Linked DNA regions of Homo sapiens: region 1 is linked to region 2. A link is an interaction called in ENCODE POLR2A ChIA-PET data of the cell type or tissue named here. Cell type or tissue: Caco-2. All regions are shown on one strand. Each heading gives the region's core, and the rest is flanking DNA. Links, peaks and the distances in the headings are about the cores only. Region 1 has its middle 47 kb from the start of ABRAXAS2. Region 2 overlaps CTBP2 (C-terminal binding protein 2).

Region 1 (8,328 bases), core at 150-8,149, 160 kb before region 2:
GTTATTTCAAGTATTATTCATAGGACAACAGAAAGCATTATATATCTTTAAAATCTTAAATTTTGTGGTTCATGCCTGTAAATTAGCCAAGCGTGGTGGCGGGCGCCTGTAGTACCAGCTACTCCGGAGGCTGAGGTAGGAGAATGGCGTGAACCCGGAGGCAGAGCTTGCAGTGAACCGAGATCGTGCCACTGCACTCCAGCCTGGGTGACAGAGCGAGACTCTGTCTCAAAAAAAAAAAATCTTAAATTTTGGCTAGGTATGTTGGTTAATGCCTGTTATCCCAGGCCAGCCTGGCTAATTAAAAAAAAAAAAATTTAGGCTGGGCGCGGTGGCTCACGCCTGTAATCCCAGCACTTTGGGAGGCTGAGGCAGGTGGATCACAAGGTCAGGAGATCGAGACCATCCTGGCTAACACGGTGAAACCCCATCTCTACTAAAAATACAAAAATTTAGCCAGGCATGGTGGCGGGCGCCTGTAGTCCCAGCTACTTGGGAGGCTGAGGCAGGAGAATGCAGTGAAGCTGGGAGGCGGAGCTTGCTGTGAGCCGAAATCTCACCACTGCACTCCAGCCTGGGTGACAGAGCGAGACTCCATCTCAAAAGAAAAAATTTTTTAAATTTTTTGTAGAAATGAGGTCTCACTATGTTGCCCAGGCTGGTCTCTAGCTCCTGGGCTCAAGCGATCTGCCCACCTCAGCCTCCCAAAGTGCTGGGATTACGGGTGTGAGCCACCGCATTCAGCCCATGCCACAGTTTTCCTCCGGTTTCACAACTGCATGGTATTGACTGAGGGGTTCCAAGCTCCTGGGTGCATGGACATGTTCGTGTGCATCGATGACCTGGGCGACTCTGTGGTCCTGCCTGGCCGTCAGCAGCATGGACGCATGGCCGCCATCCTCATCCTCATTCTCCAGTTGACATTTCTAAAAATGACCTCCGGTGATGAAGTCCATGGGACCAGCAGCATTTTGAAAGTAAGGATGAGTTTCTTGGACAGTAGCCACTCGTGAGGGTGACCAACTGTCTTGGTTTGCCAGGATCCTCCTGGTTTTAGCATTGACATCTCCAGGTCCTGGAAACTCCTCTAGATGGTTGGTCACCTGACCTCTGTGTAAACTGAATCCAAGGATCCAAATCAAATGGTATTAAGGGAATGGTGGTTTTGTAGGACGCCGTCCACCCTGCTATAGTAGCTTGTTTTTCCCCCGGGAGACATTGGCAAAGCCTTGTAGCATCCTGGGCCATCCAGGCCAGTACAACTCTATGTTCAGTGTAATCACTTACAGGCTTTACAGACGAGAAGAACTGAACACTCCTGGATGAACAGCGACTGTGGCTTAAAGAAGAACCACAGGGGAGAAATCCACTGGGAGGGTGTGGCAGGAGGCGAGGAAACCAGAGCTGGCCTCCTCAAAATGCCTTAAGCCAGTGTGTCCTCCAAGTAATGGGGGCCATCCCTCCTGCCACGGGGTGTTCTGTAAGAGCAGACTTCCCATCCTCTTTCCTTTCAGAGCGGAGGGACTATCTCTGCTCCCCACCACTTCCCCAGGCCATCAGCTTTGGTCCAGCTGGAAGGATTGATTCCCTGTCCATTCAGCCCTGGCTTCTCTCCTGAGCCCCTTTTCCCCAAGCACACCTCTGTCCCGGGGAAACACCAAGATTCTCTGTACACACTCACTCGCTGTCCAGTGGTGATGGAGACCCGCATTCTGGTGTGGTGACCTCAGGAGATTCCTGGCCCTCCATCCCAGGTCTGGGAAGTAGCTTACAACAGTGGGCTTTGGAGTCAGACTCACCTGGGGCTTGAATTTCAGCCCTGCCATTTCCATAACTGTGTGCCCTGGGCAAGTTACTCAACCTTTCTGAGCCTCATCTATAGGTACAGTAAATATGGATGGATGGTAATACTTTTTTCGTAGGATATTGAAGGATTATGTGAGTTAGAGTGTAGAAGCCTTAAAACAAGCCTGGAAGACAATAAACTCTGATAAGTTGTGGCTACTGTTGTCTTGAACTAAGTCTTCTTCCAAGAGGCATTGTTTTATAGACCAGAGGTCAACTGGTGTTGTAAGCTTAGGACTGCTGTGCTCAGACCTTCTTTTCAGGTGGGGCCCCACGAAGGAGGCTGGGGATCATTGTGGGAAACACGGGGGGATCAGGCCACCTCTTCCTCATTTTATCTGTTGATTAGATTGGGCTTTGGGCAAACTTTGCTCAGAAAAATTTTATTTTATTTTTTTGCGACGGAGTTTCGCTCTTTCACCCAGGCTGGAGTGCAGTGGCGTGATCTCGGCTCACTGCAACCTCTGACTCCCGGGTTCAAGTGATTCTCCTGCCTCAGCCTCCCAAGTAGCTGGGACTACAGGCACCTGCCACCACACCCAGCTAATTTTTGTGTTTTTAGTAGAGACGGGGTTTCACCATGTTGGTCAGGATGGTCTTGAACACCTGACCTCGTGAACCACCCGCCTCGGCCTCCCAAAGTGCTAGGATTACAGGCGTGAGCCACCACGCCCAGCCCAGAAAAATTTTAAAAGGTCATATAACCACATGGCCGGGTGTGGTGGCTCATGCCTGTAATCCCAGCACTTTGGGAGGCCGAGGCGGGCAGAACACTTGTGGTCAGGAGTTTGAGACTAACCTGGCCAACATGGTGAAACCCCATCTCTACCAAAAATATAAAAAATTAGCTGGGCGTGGTGGCAAGTGCCTGTAATCCCACCTACTCAGGAGGCTGAGGCAGGAGAATCACTTGAATCTGGGAGGCGGAGGTTGCAGTAAGCAGAGATCACACCACAGCACTCCAGCCTGGGTGACAAAGGGAGATTCTGTCTCAAAAAAAAAAAAAAAAAAAAGGAACTGCACTATTTAGTACAGGAGCCAGCAGTCAGTCACACGTTGCTACTGAGCACTTGAAACGCAGCTAGCAAGGCGAAAGAATTGAGGTTTTTTTGAGGCAGCATCTTGCTGTCACTCAGGTTGGAGTATAGTAGTGCAATCATGGCTCCCTGCAGCCTCGACCTCGTGGGTTCAAATGATCCTCCTACCTTAGCCTCCTATGCAGCTGGAACTACAGACATGTGCCACCATGACTGGCTAATTTAAAAAAGAAAAATTTTGGCCGGGTGTGGTGGCTCACGCCTGTAATCCCAGCACTTTGGGAGGCCGAGGTGGGTGGATCACCTGAAGTCAGGAGTTCGAGACCAGCCTGGCCAACATGGTGAAACCTTGTCTCTACTAAAACTACAAAAGTTAGCCGGGCATGCTGGTGGGCACCTGTAATCCCAGCTACTCGGGAGGCTGAGTCAGGGAGAGTTGCTTGAACCCAGGAGGTGGAGGTTGCAGTGAGCTGAGATGGTGCCACTGCACTTCAGCCTGGGGGAGAGACCCTGTTTTGTAAAAACGGGGGTCTTGGGGCCAGGCGCAGTGGCTCACGCCTGTTATCCCAGCACTTTGGGAGGCCGAGGCGGGCGGATCACGAGATCAGGAGTTCGAGACCAGCCTGACCAACATGGTGAAACCCCGTCTCTACTAAAAATAGAAAAATTAGCAGGGTGTGGTGGCGTGCGCCTGCAATCCCAACTACTCGGGAGGAGGATGGCTTGAACCTGGGAGGCAGAGGTTGTGGTGAGCCGAGATCGAGCCATTGCACTCCAACCTGGGTGACAGAGCAAGACTCCGTCTCGAAAACAAACAAACAAACAAAGAAAAAAACGAGGTCTCAATTTGTTGCCCAGGTTGCCCTTGAACTCCTGGCCTCAAGCGATCCACCCCCCCTTCCGATCCACCGCCACCTCTCAAAGTTCTGGCATTACAGGTGTGAGTCACTGCACCTGGCCCAAGTTTTAAATTTCATTCAATTTTAATTCATTTAAATCTAGATTTAAGAAGCTGCATGCCATATGGCTAATGGTTACCAAATTGGATGACATAGGATGCTGACCCCTCATTTCACAAAGAGGGAACAACCGAGGCAAGAGTAGCATGATGATGGGCCCAAGGTCACAAAGCCACTGAAAGACCCAGAGCCCAGGCCTCCTGCCTCCTCTTACAGCTGTGTCTGCTCCAGACCATGACGGGCTTGGAGAATGTCAGCACAGGAAAGGATAGTAGAGATCCTCTCCGGCAACATTTGTCCCAGATTGAAATAAACAAAGGACAGGCTGGAGCATTTGCTCTGGGCCCCACGGGGCTTGGCATCCTGCTCAGGAAGCGTGGCTGTCCTCAGCCCAGCCTGGGACGCTCTTCACAGTGTCCTGGCACCTTGGATGCAGACAGGCCAGAGCGGGAAGCATAAGGGGAGCTCGCCTGGGGCAGCTGCAATCTCGGTGACCCTTGTCCTGACAAGCACACTCCTCCCCCTGCTCAGGACGTGACAGGGAAGGCTGCATCAAGCAGAAGCCAACCTCATTTCTGCAGCTCATCCACACCTTCCACTTGCTCAGTCCTCGGCCTGCCTGCTCAGAGGTACCCAGGTGGAGGATCAAATTAATCCCCTTCTTCATCCGGAGGCTGGCATTCAAATCTCCACCCACCCAGGGAGAGTGGGCACAGAGTTATGGGCGAGGCTGAGTGACATCCAAGCCCTCAGGAGAAAGAGGATGGCGAGAGAGAGCCCTGGCACCTTGCTCTAGCCATCTGCTGCCGACCCGGCCTGAGTGCACTGTGCCTGAGCAGACGCTGGGAGAGGGTGCTCCAGGCACCTGGAGAGCAGGTGGGACTCATGTGCAGCCCCGTTTTGTTAGCATCTTCTCTCCCTCCTTCACTCTTTCTCTCTGTTCTCCAACCCTCCCTCTCTCCCCACCCCTTCACTCCCCTTCTCTTTTGTTCGAGTAAATTTTTATCAAGGTGTAACATATATACAAAAAAGGACACAAATCATAAATGTATAGCTTGTCAGATTTTCACAAAGTGAACATACCTATGTGACTGGCACGAACATTAAGAAACAAAACATTGGCCGGGCTTGGTGGCTCATTCCTGTAGGCCCAACACTTTGGGAGGCTGAGGCAGGTGGATCACCTGAGGTCAGGAGTTGGAGACCAGCCTGACCAACATGGCGAAACCCCGTCTCTACTAAAAATACAAAAATTAGTATTTTTGTATTTGGGTGTGGTGGTGCGTGCCTGTAATCCCAGCTGCTTGGGAGGCTGAGGCATGAGAATTGCTGGAACCCGGAGATGGAGGTTGCAGTGAGTCGAGATCACAGCACTTTGGGAGGCTGAGGCAGGCAGATCACCTGAGGTCAGGAGATCAAGACCATCCTGACCAACATGGTGAAACCCCATCTCTACTAAAATACAAAAAAAAAAAAAATATTAGCCGGGCGTGGTGGTGCATGCCTGTAGTCCCAGCTACTTGGGAGGCTGAGGCAGGGGAATTGCTTGAACCTGGGAGGCGGAGGTTGGAGTGAGGCCAGATCACACCACTGCACTCCAGCCTGGCGACAGAGCAGCCGGGCGGGGTGGAAAGCGCCTGTAATCCTAGCTACTCTGGAGGTTGAGGTAGGAGAATTGCTTGAACCCGGGGTGCAGAGGTTGCAGTGAGCCGAGATGGCACCACTGCACTCCAGCCTGGGCAACAGAATGAGGCTCTGTCTCAAACCAAAACAAAATAAAACAACATGCCTGTGCCTCACAATTTCCCTTCATGTCCCCTCTTGGTTGTTACCCTCACTCTGTTAACCTCTATCAACATAAATTGATTTTGTCTGGGCCGGGCACGGTGGCTCATGCCTGTAATCCCAGCACTTTGGGAGGCCAAGGTAGGCAGATCACCTGAGGTCGGGAGTTGGAGACCAGCTTGACCAACATGGAGAAACCATGTCTCTACTAAAAATGCAAAATTAGCTGGGCGTTGTGGCACATGCCTGTAATCCCAGCTACTCATGAGGCTGAGGCAGAAGAATCGCTTGAACCCAGGAGGCGGAGGTTGTGGTTAGCTGAGATTGTGCCATTGCACTCCAGCCTGGGCAACAAGAGCGAAACTCTATCTCAAAAAAAAAAAAAAATGATTTTGTTTGGTTATAGACTTTCCTACTTCTTTCACCCAACATGATGCTTGTATGATTCATTCAGGTTGTTGAGTACCCAATGGTCAACTGTTGATGGACATTTGAGACTTTTGAAAGGTGGGTGCAAATAATGCAGGTGTGAACATTCTCATCATGTGTTTTGGTAAATGTATGTCAGATGTCTGCATATATTTGGGGTATATAGATAGCTAAGAGTGAATTGCTGGTCAGAAAGGCTGCAAATGTTCAGCTTTAGTAGAAGCCAACAGTTTCCCAAAGTTGTCCCACCAAGTCACACTCCCACAGCAAAGTATGGGCATTCCAGCAACCCCATCTTCAACCACATTTGGTATTGCCAGTTTAAAACATTTTAGCCATTCTGCTTAGCCTGCAGATCACTGTGATTTGCAGTTGCATTGCCCCAGAGACTGATGAGCTTATTTGGTCCTGCACCTGTTTTTTTGTCATGTTGTCTGCCTTTTTCTTATTGATTTGCAGACTTCATATATATTCCAGATACGAGGTTTAAGATATATATGCATGTGAATGTGTATATATATATGTGTGTGTTGGTATACATACATATGTATACATACCAACTATCTTCTTTCTCCCATTTAGTAGCTTGTCTTTTTACTCTTTTTTTTTTGAAACAGAGGGTCTTGCTCTGTCACCCAGGCTGGAGTGCAGTGGTGCAATCATAGCTTACTGCAGCCTCCACCTCCCAGGCTCAAGTGATTCTCTCGTGCAGCTGGGACTGCAGGCTCACACCACCACTCCCGGCTAATTTTTTTAAATTTTCAGTAGAGGCAAGGTTGTGCTATGTTGCCCAGGCTGTTCTCGAATTCCTGGACTCAAGCAATCTTTCTACCTCAGCCTCCTGAAGGTTGAAATTACATGTGTGAGCCACCTCTCCAGGCCATTTTACTCTCTTAAAGATGATTTTTGCTTAACAGAAATTCACCATTACAATCTAATATAATTTACCAATTGTTTTCCTTTATGGCTGTTTTTGTATCTTGTTTAATAAATCTTTACCTATCCAAGGCCATGAAACTTTGAGTTTGTTTTGTTTGTTTTTTTCAAGAAGATTTATTGTTTTAACTTTTCACATTTTTATTTTTGTATATGGTATGAAGGAATGGTCAAATTTTTTTTATGTTTTGTAATCTAAAGGCCAACGTTTACTTTTTCCCTATGAATATTCAGACAGTCTGGGCAACATGGGGAAACCCCATCCCTACAAATACAAAAAAAATTAGGCAGGCACGGTGGCATGCACCTGTAGTCCCAGCTACTTGGGAGGTGGAGGTGGGAGGAATGCTTGAGCCCAGGAGGACGAGGCTGCAGTGTGCTCTGATTGTGCCTATGAATAGCCACTGCACTCCAGCCTAGGTGACAGAGTGAGACCCTCTCTCAAAACAAAAGAATGTCTGGATGATTCAGCACCAGTTGCTAAAAATTACCGCTTCCCACTGCCCTGAATTATTACATTTGTCATAAATCAAATCAAACACAGATCTGTTTCTGAGCTTTGTTTTTTTTTTTTTTTTTTTTTTTGAGACAGAGTCTTCCTCTGTCCCCCAGGCTGGAGTGCAGTGGCCCAATCTCGGTTCACTGCAACCCCCACCTCCTGGGTTCAAGCTATTCTCATGCCTCAGCCTCTTGAGTAGCTGGGATTACAGGCGCCTGCCACCACGCCCAGCTAATGTTTGTATTTTAGTAGAGACGGGGTTTCACCATGTTGGCAGGCTGGTCTCAAACTGCTGACCTCAGGTGATCTGCCTGCCTCAGCCTCCCAAAGTGCTGGGATTACAGGTGTGAGCCACTGCACCTAGCCGAGGCCTATTTATCTTAATGTAGGCTAGCAATAACTGTTAATGTCTGGTAGTATGAATCCTGGAGCTTTGCTCTTGGTCACTCTTGGCTGTTTGCATTTCTATATATGTGTCAGAATTAGCTTGTCAACTTCTGCATGCCCCCAAATAATCTTGCTGAGATTTTTAAAATATTGCATTGGATCTATAGACTAGTTGGGAAGAATTGACATCTTTACGATATTGAGTCTTCTAATCCATGAACTAGCTGTCCATGTGTGTGTGTGCCTGTGTGTGTTTTGAGATGAAGTCTCGCTCTTGTTCCCCAGGCTGGAGTGCAGTGGTGCGATCTCGGCTCACTGCAACCTCCGCCTCCCGGGTTCAAGCGATTCTCCTGCCTCAGCCTCCAAAGTAGCTGGAATTACAGGCGCCTGCCACCACGCCCAGTTAATTTTGTATTTTTAGTAGAGATGCCATTGCACTCCAGCCTGGGCA
Region 2 (8,328 bases), core at 289-8,288:
CTGGTGACCCACCATGGGTAACCCAACCAGGAAGGTGTGACATTCCCGGGATCACTGGCCTTTGAGCACAAGGCAGCAGGCTCAGGGTCCCACAGGCAAAAGCAGGAGCCTTCCACAAAGGCCAACTTCATCTGTGTGGCCTCGCCTTCCATCCCTAACCTCCTCAAGGGCTCTTAGTAGTCCCCAAGCTGGCCACTTGGTGGGGACGATGACTGGGACCCCAGCCACGGGGGGGCTCCTGCTGGACCACCAAGGCTCATATTCCGTTAGCCACACGCTCGGAGACGAGGAAGGAAATCCCCCTCCACTGGGGCCGTGACTGCATCCTGTTAAGACTATACACGGTGCTGGGGAGGGACGGCCCAGAGCACCTGCACCAGCCCTGCATGGAAGGCCGTGCTCGGCCAGTGGGACTTGGGATAATTGTCTCTTTGAGCACAAAGTACAAAAAAGGCTTTTGTCCCAGCCTCAGAAGAATGGGCTGGGGTAGCCAGGTCCACAGCCAGCCCCGCATGGCCCCCAAGCTAAGTGCAGTTCTCCTGCCACCCCCGGCTGGGAGAAATCATGGCCCCTCTCAGCCCTGAGCGGCAGCTGCACCTGACGCTCAGACACCAAAGGCACACGTGCACCCAGTCACTCCTGCTGCTGCCCCGACACCCAGGTCCCCAAACAGGGTGTCCGCATGGATCCGCACTCCAACATCCTTCTGCACCAGGAAAACAGGGCAGGGGAGGGGGAAAATAAGGCAGGGACGAGGGCCAACACCCCCGTGTCCTCACCAGCCCACGACCTGTATGAGTGGACAGGAAGCGTGCAGCACAAAGCTGGATACCCCCTCAGCTCATCCGCGAGATCCGCAACAGCACCGTCACCTGACGAGGAACCCGACACACATGGCTCCCACCTGGGCTCCTGTTTTCTGCTAAGAAAATGGTACAACTGCCAAATTCCACAAGATTCCTTCTGTTTCAGTACACTCTTCTGGCCCCTACTTGAGGTCTGAGCGCACAACCCTGTGGGGCCTGGAAGTCCTGGTCTCATGCCCCAGGCGGTCGCCCACACACAGTGAGGAACACCCCAACTTCACTTTCAGGGGTGCTGGCAGGATGGTTATCGGAGAGAGTGCCTGATTATAAGAAATCCAAGCTGTTCGTTAAATGGTAGCCACACAGGAAAACCACGCTGGGCGCAAGGTGGGAATCCAGAGCCGCTGATGCGTCTGGGGAGCCTGAGAGGCCATTGTCACAAGATGTCCATCCGCAGCATCATCAGTGCATGGATCCGTTACCAGGGTAACAAACTCCAGGTTGCCTAGCGATCGGCTCCCTCCCCGACACGGGTTGCCTTTCTCCTTGGTGAAACCCACCCTCTACCCTCCCTGATGGCCGGGCACGCAGAACGTGGCTGAGGCTGGCCCGAGACCTGTCCAAGGTCTGAGGCTCGAATCCTGGCAGCAGGTCCTTCATGGCAAGGCGGGAAAAGAGAAAAGCCAACGGGTTCTCATGCTGGGAAAAGATGCCGGGCACGACGGCTGGAGGTGGGGGGTTGGGAGTGGGTGGGATGCTTGCGTGCCCTGCATGAGGTGCAGGGATATGGAGGCCACAGGAGACCCCCAAGCCCTGGGCATGAGAGCTTAGCTGGGACAATGCCAAGGTTTGCTCTAGAAGGGAAAGCACCATCTTCCAAGTGCTCCTTCAGTCCCAGAAGGAAACTGTCCACCCACACACCAGAGAATCTGGACTGAAATTCAAGCCCTTGCCTAGCAGCCGCTGCCCTACAGGCTTGCTGGAGCCTGGGGCAGAGGTTTCTGGAAGAGCTCATATGGAAGATCTCATATGGAGAGATGAAGGTGCAAACAGATCCCCCATCTTACCTCACACAGGATTCCTGACGCCTCTTTCAGGCTTCTGACCATTTGAGCAAGTTTTTAACCTATTAGGATGTAACTGACACACAGAGTAAGATTCATATACATTAAGATGGAACACGACCCTTTCAGGGACGTGGGGTCCCCAGGCCCAGTGGGGCAGGATTGGGAATTTGCGAGGAGAAAGCCCAAGGCGCAGTACGTAATGAGGGCTTCCGAAGAACTGGGCTTTATGCTAAAAAGCCATGGCTTCCAGTTGCTATGCACAGCTGACGGCCTTTTCCATGCGTACAGACCACAAGGCTGACAAGAGTCCTGCAGTGCTGCTGTTCTTCCCACTTCACAGCCCGGGAGTCAGCGCTCAGGGTGGCCCCGTACCACGGTGCGCAACCACGAGGTATGAGGAGACACTTGCGGACGAGGGTCACAGGGCCCTGGTGCCCTCTATGCGCTATTTTTCCTTTCTACCGTCTCCCGCCAGTAAACCTGCCTTGTCCATTTCAGGACAATTCCAGCTGCAACTGGACACATCACGGAAATGACATCAGTGCCTTACTGTTGACAGCTTGCCCACATTAACTGTGTAGAGCAGAAAGCCCTGCCGGCTCCCCTGGTATCAATTACTATCTGGTTTCAGGCTTGCGTGTGCACCAGGACGGCCCTGCCCCTCCGTCCGGGATGTGCTGTGCACCAGCTCAAGGCAGTGCTGACGCCCATCCCTGGGCCTGGTATTGCTTAGAGCTGCAGCTGCAATAAATACTTGTGAAATGAGAGATGCTCAGTCAAAAACAAAGACAACACCAGGCCAAACTGCTGGACTTTTGTGAACAGTAACCAGACACCCAGGAAAAGCAAAGTGCGTGGATCTCACAGATCCTAAGGCAGGTAGATCTCAGGGAGGATGGCGGAAGGATCCGGAGCTGGAAAACGCTACATTTCATTGTGGGGAGCTGCTGCTTTCTCGGATACAGGCAGACAGGCCTGGAGTTGACCTTCTGGCTCAGTACCATGCAAGGCAAATGGGATGTTCCCCTGAGCAGTCACCAAGAAGGAACTGGATTGATCCTGCCACACAAAGCTGCCTGCAGTGTTTCTGAGACCCATTTTCCAGTCTTCCTAGACACTGTGTGAGCTAAGCCGACATCCTTCCAACAGAAATTCTCATTATTTAAAAATGATCTAAATGGGTTTCTGTTGCTTACAGCACAAGACAACCTGCCCCAGGGTAAAGGGTTTCAGGATTTGAGGCTTCTACCCCAAAGCAAAGCAGCTGCAAATGATCATTTCTGACATAGGAGGCAAAGGCTGGCTCTGGCTTTTTTTTTTTTGGAGACAGAGTTTCACTTTTGTTGCCCAGGCTGGAATGCAGTGGCACGATCTCCGCTCACTGCAACCTCCACCTCCCAGGTTCAAGTGATTCTCCTGCCTTAGCCTCCCAAATAGCTGAGACTACAGGCATGTGCCACCATGCCTGGCTAATTTTGTATTTTTAGCAGAGACAGGGTTTCGCGATGTTGGCCAGGCTGGCTTCGAACCCCTGACCTCAGGTGATCCACCTGCCTCGGTCTCCCAAAATGCTGGGATTACAGGCAATAAGCCACCGTGCCTGGCCGGCTCTGGCCTCTTTTTTTAAAACGCACTAGATTTTATGGAAGTTTCCTGACACCGTAGCAGTCTCAAGACACCAGTGCCTGAGTCACTCCCTGTTCCTGACAGGGGCTACGGCTGCCCAAGGACAGACACTGGCCACATACCCCAGGGTTGCCCCATGAAGTCCCTGCAGGTTGCAGTCTTAGAGCTGACCGAGCTATCACATTCATGAGAAGAACCGCTGCTCAGAGTCACAGTAGTGGCCTTGCAGGAGGGAGCCTCTGTGGAATGAGGGCAGTTGCTGGAATTTGCCGGGTGCCGTCACCAGCTGCCCTAACACAGATGTTGTAAGAAGTACCTGGATCCTTCCACAGACGGGAGATCCAGGCAGGTCTTCCAAAGATCCCGACAGAAGGTGTCAGAGTGCTGCAAGCAGCTCCGAGCTGTACAGAGTAAAGCAGAGGTTCCTCTTCAAAGACTTTCCTCCCCGTCTAATTAGGAATAAATACTAACTTCTCTTAGAGGCAAAATTTATTCAAAGATCTGTGCTAACATTCTTAAATATTTGCTAGCCGTAATAAGGAAATCAATGTACGTTATGTTCTTAGCTCCCGCAATTTAGCCTAAATATTTGCCTTAGCATGCTTATACTGGTCCAAGCAAGCATTAGGTCATAGCCTGTTCCTCTTCCTTATTTGAAGGTGTTTTTACCTTTCTCAACATTCCACAAGTTACTTCCTCCTTCCTTTGTTCCCCTCTACCTTTGCCTCTTTAAAAAAGTTCTAAGTTGCTAGCCAATCGGGACAAATAGAGAATGTGAGGTCCCTTTCCAGCCAACGGAAACTGGACACAGCGGTAGGGTGGACGTGTCAGGTTATAAATGACCCTGTGTCCTTTGTTGGGTGAACTCTCGTGGGAAAACTGCTGGAGAGTGTACCCTTTCTGCAGAAAGTAAAAATGGCCTTACTAAGTAAATTAAATTTATGTTCAAGTGCTATTTCTTTATGGCACCGGGGAACGAGCATTCCAAACAGAGCCAAGCGATTCACGGCTTCATCAGCCCCTGTGACCTGCAGGTGGCCTGGGAGGCAGGAGGAGCCTAAGCAGCCGGTGTGGCTCCCAGCCTCATGCACAATGATCCAGGAAGAAAGAGGAGACAAAACCACACAAACTCCAGAGGCCGGGGCGGGACAGGGAGTGACCCAACACAGCCGAACCTGAGGCCCCGCCTGCCTCCAAGGAAGCCCCACTTAATATCCCACCGATCCCACCACCCTCAGAAAAGCTTCCTCTTAAATGCGGCCTGCTCCCCAATTAAGTGGCCGCTTTCTGCAATCCAGCATGACCCGATCCCCACTGGCTGAGCTCAGCAGACCTGATTTCTAGAAAGCCAGACACAGAATCAGAACTAAGGCCTGCTAACAGTGTTATTTCAGAGGCTTGGGTTTCTACAACATAAAACTGAAAATCGTGACAGGGCCAAGCTGGGGGCCAGATTCTGATGCTGGGACGTACGCAAGTGCCTCTCAGACACTTGGCGTTAGACTTGTAAACACAGCTGCCTCAGTGGGTCTACAGGCCAGCCCAGCACACAGGGCTGTGGAGCTCTGAGTGGGGGAAGGCGGTCTGTGGGAGCCTCGTGTTGTCAAGGTAAGAGATGTCTCCCTTGCTTTGTAAACATGTTTAACCATGTTATAAAAGCTGTTCTAAACCGTCAGACGTGGGATCTAAACAACAACAAATGTTCTGCAGTTGGCTGATCTGGAAAGTGAGCAAGCCACGGTGACTCCCCCTCCTTGTGTCCCCAGCAGCCGGGAAGGTGCCTGTTCCCACGGCAGCTGCAGAGAAGACTGCGGGCAACAGGCATCTCCCCTCTGCCTTTCACGAGAAGGACCACAGGAGCAGGGTGCTGATGAGCGGGTGGCTCCGGGAGCAGCTTCAAGGCATAATTTGGAAGAAAATCTGTGTTGCTAAGAGTGGCACTATTTTAAGGTTAAAAAAAAAAAAAAAAAAAAAAAGCAACTGCTATTGGAAATCTCAGCTTTGTTTCTACGTTGTTATCTGCTTTTTCATTTGGCAAATGGGCTTTCTCTCTGTGTTGCTTCTGGGAAGCTCTCCCAATGCTGCGTCCACTTCTTTGCCCAGCTTCCCAGAGGCTGCGATTTCATTTTACAGTCTCAGTAATGTATAGGTAGTATGTGCTCCCCCAGAATGGAGAACCCAATCCTTGAGTTTTAAGTATCACCTGACACGCCCAACAGATTCCCTGGCTCATGTGCACACTCCTCCTCCCACCATGCAATGCAAATGCGCAACCCTTATCTCTCTTTCTGCATTCATGGCAGACATCACTAATCGATCCCCACATTCTTCCTGAAGCCAGGACCTCAGCCCTGGAGTGGCATCACACACACCAAGCTGTTGAAGACCTGGCCCAGCTGAAAATGATTTAACTCAACCTTGGACAAGGACTGGCCTGAACCAGGCACTGGAAGACAGCATGAGGAGAGAATGAGAGAGCAGCGTGGTACAAAATGAGTGCCGGGGAATTTAAAGCATGAAGCACACCTTCTAAACTTAGAAAGCGGTGATGGCTGTGCCATCACCGTGTACATCCTTAGCAGCTATAGGGATTATCCTTATTTTTCCTCCAGTGAGGTACAACCAGGTAGGAAAAAGCTCACAATCTGCAGCATATTCAGCCAGCCCACTCCTCACACTAAAAACGCCAGGATCTTAATCTTCCAAAGTTGGGCTCTTACTTGTGAACAATTTAAAAGGGTTTATGGCAAAGGTTTCATGTGAATTATCCCTCAAGTTCCCCCTGCTTTTCTGTAAGGAGGGAAAAAATCGAGTGTTGGGAAATCTAGCTTCACCAAGGCCTCTGAGCACCCAGGGGCTGTGCTGTTTGGGGTGCCCCACACCAAGTGGGCTCCCCAGAAGGCTGGATGTGCCCCATGGGGAACCTAGTTTTAAGCTACTCCTCGGCTTCTGAGTTTGGCATTCTCTGCAAAGTCAGCTGGAGGTTTGGTGAAGAAATGGCCACAGGAACACCCTGATAAATAGATTTGCTTCTTAAATAAAACATGTATCTGAATGAGTCACGATGTGACACATGAGAGGCTCCCAGGTAATCTCCCTTGTAGCTCAGGTGACAGCTGGACACAGAGCTGGCGAGGCAGGAGGCTCCAGGTACCCCTGTCTTTATCCAGCCAGTCAGGTGCAGTCTGATGCTCCCCAGAGCCTGGGCCATGTTCTCAGGCCCCCAAAAGCTTTCTGGGTGATCATGTTAATAACGAAGAGCATGTGTGGTATCTTCCAGGGTTGGAAAGAGATGTCCAGACCCACACCATCAAGTTCAGAAAAAACACAAAATACAAACCCCCCTGAAAACGAAGCTCATCTGCAACCCTAGAAAGACAAGCACGTGCAGTCACTTCAACGGGTTCCTCAGAGCCCCTGGGGAAGCTGCAGCCCGCACCCTGCAGTGTCCGCGCTATGCGGAACGGAGGAGCACAGCGGGCCCAGAACACAGGAAAGTGACAGCTATTTCCCGGTTTGTAATGGAGTTTAAAATAAAAACAAAACCAAGAGTGATGTTAGGTGCTTGAAAGTGTTTTTAGGCACTGGTGGCTTTTTGGAAGCCCAGACACCGTCCTGTTGGCTGCCTCTGGTGTTGAGTGTTCAGGCTCCGTCACCTTCACCTAACCCCGGGTGCAGCTCATGTTCTGGGGTGAATTTTTGCCCTGAGGGAGCAGGTGCCATCCACCCGGGGCAGATCCAACAACCCCACCCAGCCTGTGTGAATGCAGACACTGCTGACTCACTGGGCCTGAAAGATCCGTGAAGGGACATCACCAAAAACGGCGCCTTAGAAGGCATTCCCACAGCGAAGCAGCCAAGGACGTGAGGCTCTGCTTCTATTTCTGGTGAGACGCGCTACGTGTGCGAGATTTCCCCAGTGGCCCAGCCTCACATGGGTGGTCCCTGGGCTCCGGGAGGGAGGACAGGATGTGGGGGATAGAAGCCGGAGCAACATCCAAGCCTGAGGAGCAAGGAATAAGGATTGTGGCTCCCACTGGGTGAGGCTCTGCGACATACCCTCCTGCTTCCCAACACGGGGACGGTCCCTGCAGGGACGGGTGGTCAGGATCTCATGCACAGGATAGGGACACTCTCAGCCACCACTGTGGCTGGGGACACACATCGTCTGAGTCCCCTGTCCAATAAACAGTTCTGGTGGAATCTTCCAGGAGGACTGCTTGTTCTCTTCCTGCCGGCACGCCAAGGTCAGATGCGCCCTGGGGTTCTCACTCCCCCACCTGCCTGTGCCTCTGCATACCCCACTCGTGTGGCCGATCCTCCAAGCCTCTGTGGAAGAGATGAGCCTCAGGGCATCGCCAAAGACTAAAAATTGTTGTTGTTGTTGTTTTGAGATGGAGTCTCACGCTGTTGTCCAGGCTGGAGTGCAGTGGCGCGATCTCGGCTCACTGCAACCTCCGCCTCCTGGGCTCACGTGATTCTCCTGCCTCAGCCTTCCAGATGGGGTTTCACCAAGTTGGCCAAGCAGGTCTCAAACTTCTGAACTCAGGTGATCCGCCCGCCTCGGCCTCCCAAAGTGCTGGGATTACAGGCATGAGCCACCGCGCCCGGCCAAAAGAAGCACAAACCTGCCAAGGACAAAAAGGGGCTCCCATATGACTATCTGTTCACCCTGGTGAACTCAGTCGTCAAAACCAGGACTGGCTGGTCCACCTAACTCATTCCTCCTTGGGAGGTGCCCACCTCGCCTCTCCAAGCTGCCAGCCAGCAGCAAAGAATGCTATGACTATGGCGATGGGCCTTCTGTCTCGAGGGTGGCAGCTGCCAGC

The links. Peaks named below come from ENCODE experiments on the same cell type or tissue, not always from the same donor. Only the 100,000 strongest peaks of a DNase experiment are listed, where the experiment ranks them.
Region 1: POLR2A ChIA-PET joins it to region 2 with 9 read pairs; 3 of 35 experiments call an interaction of 5 or more read pairs at or near these places.

Annotation. Positions count from the first base shown.
Region 1 is chr10:124,845,013-124,853,340 of GRCh38, forward strand. No RefSeq gene overlaps it. Among named protein-coding and RNA genes, the nearest start is that of ABRAXAS2, 47 kb to the left of the region's middle. In Caco-2, for the core only: no CTCF peak of the experiment used is centred there; a DNase peak (open chromatin) is centred at 4,360.
Region 2 is chr10:125,004,768-125,013,095 of GRCh38, forward strand. The region is part of intron 3 of CTBP2 (C-terminal binding protein 2); the gene reads right to left. Among named protein-coding and RNA genes, the nearest start is that of MIR4296, 24 kb to the right of the region's middle. RefSeq lists an enhancer at 3,085-3,590. In Caco-2, for the core only: no CTCF peak of the experiment used is centred there; no DNase peak of the experiment used is centred there.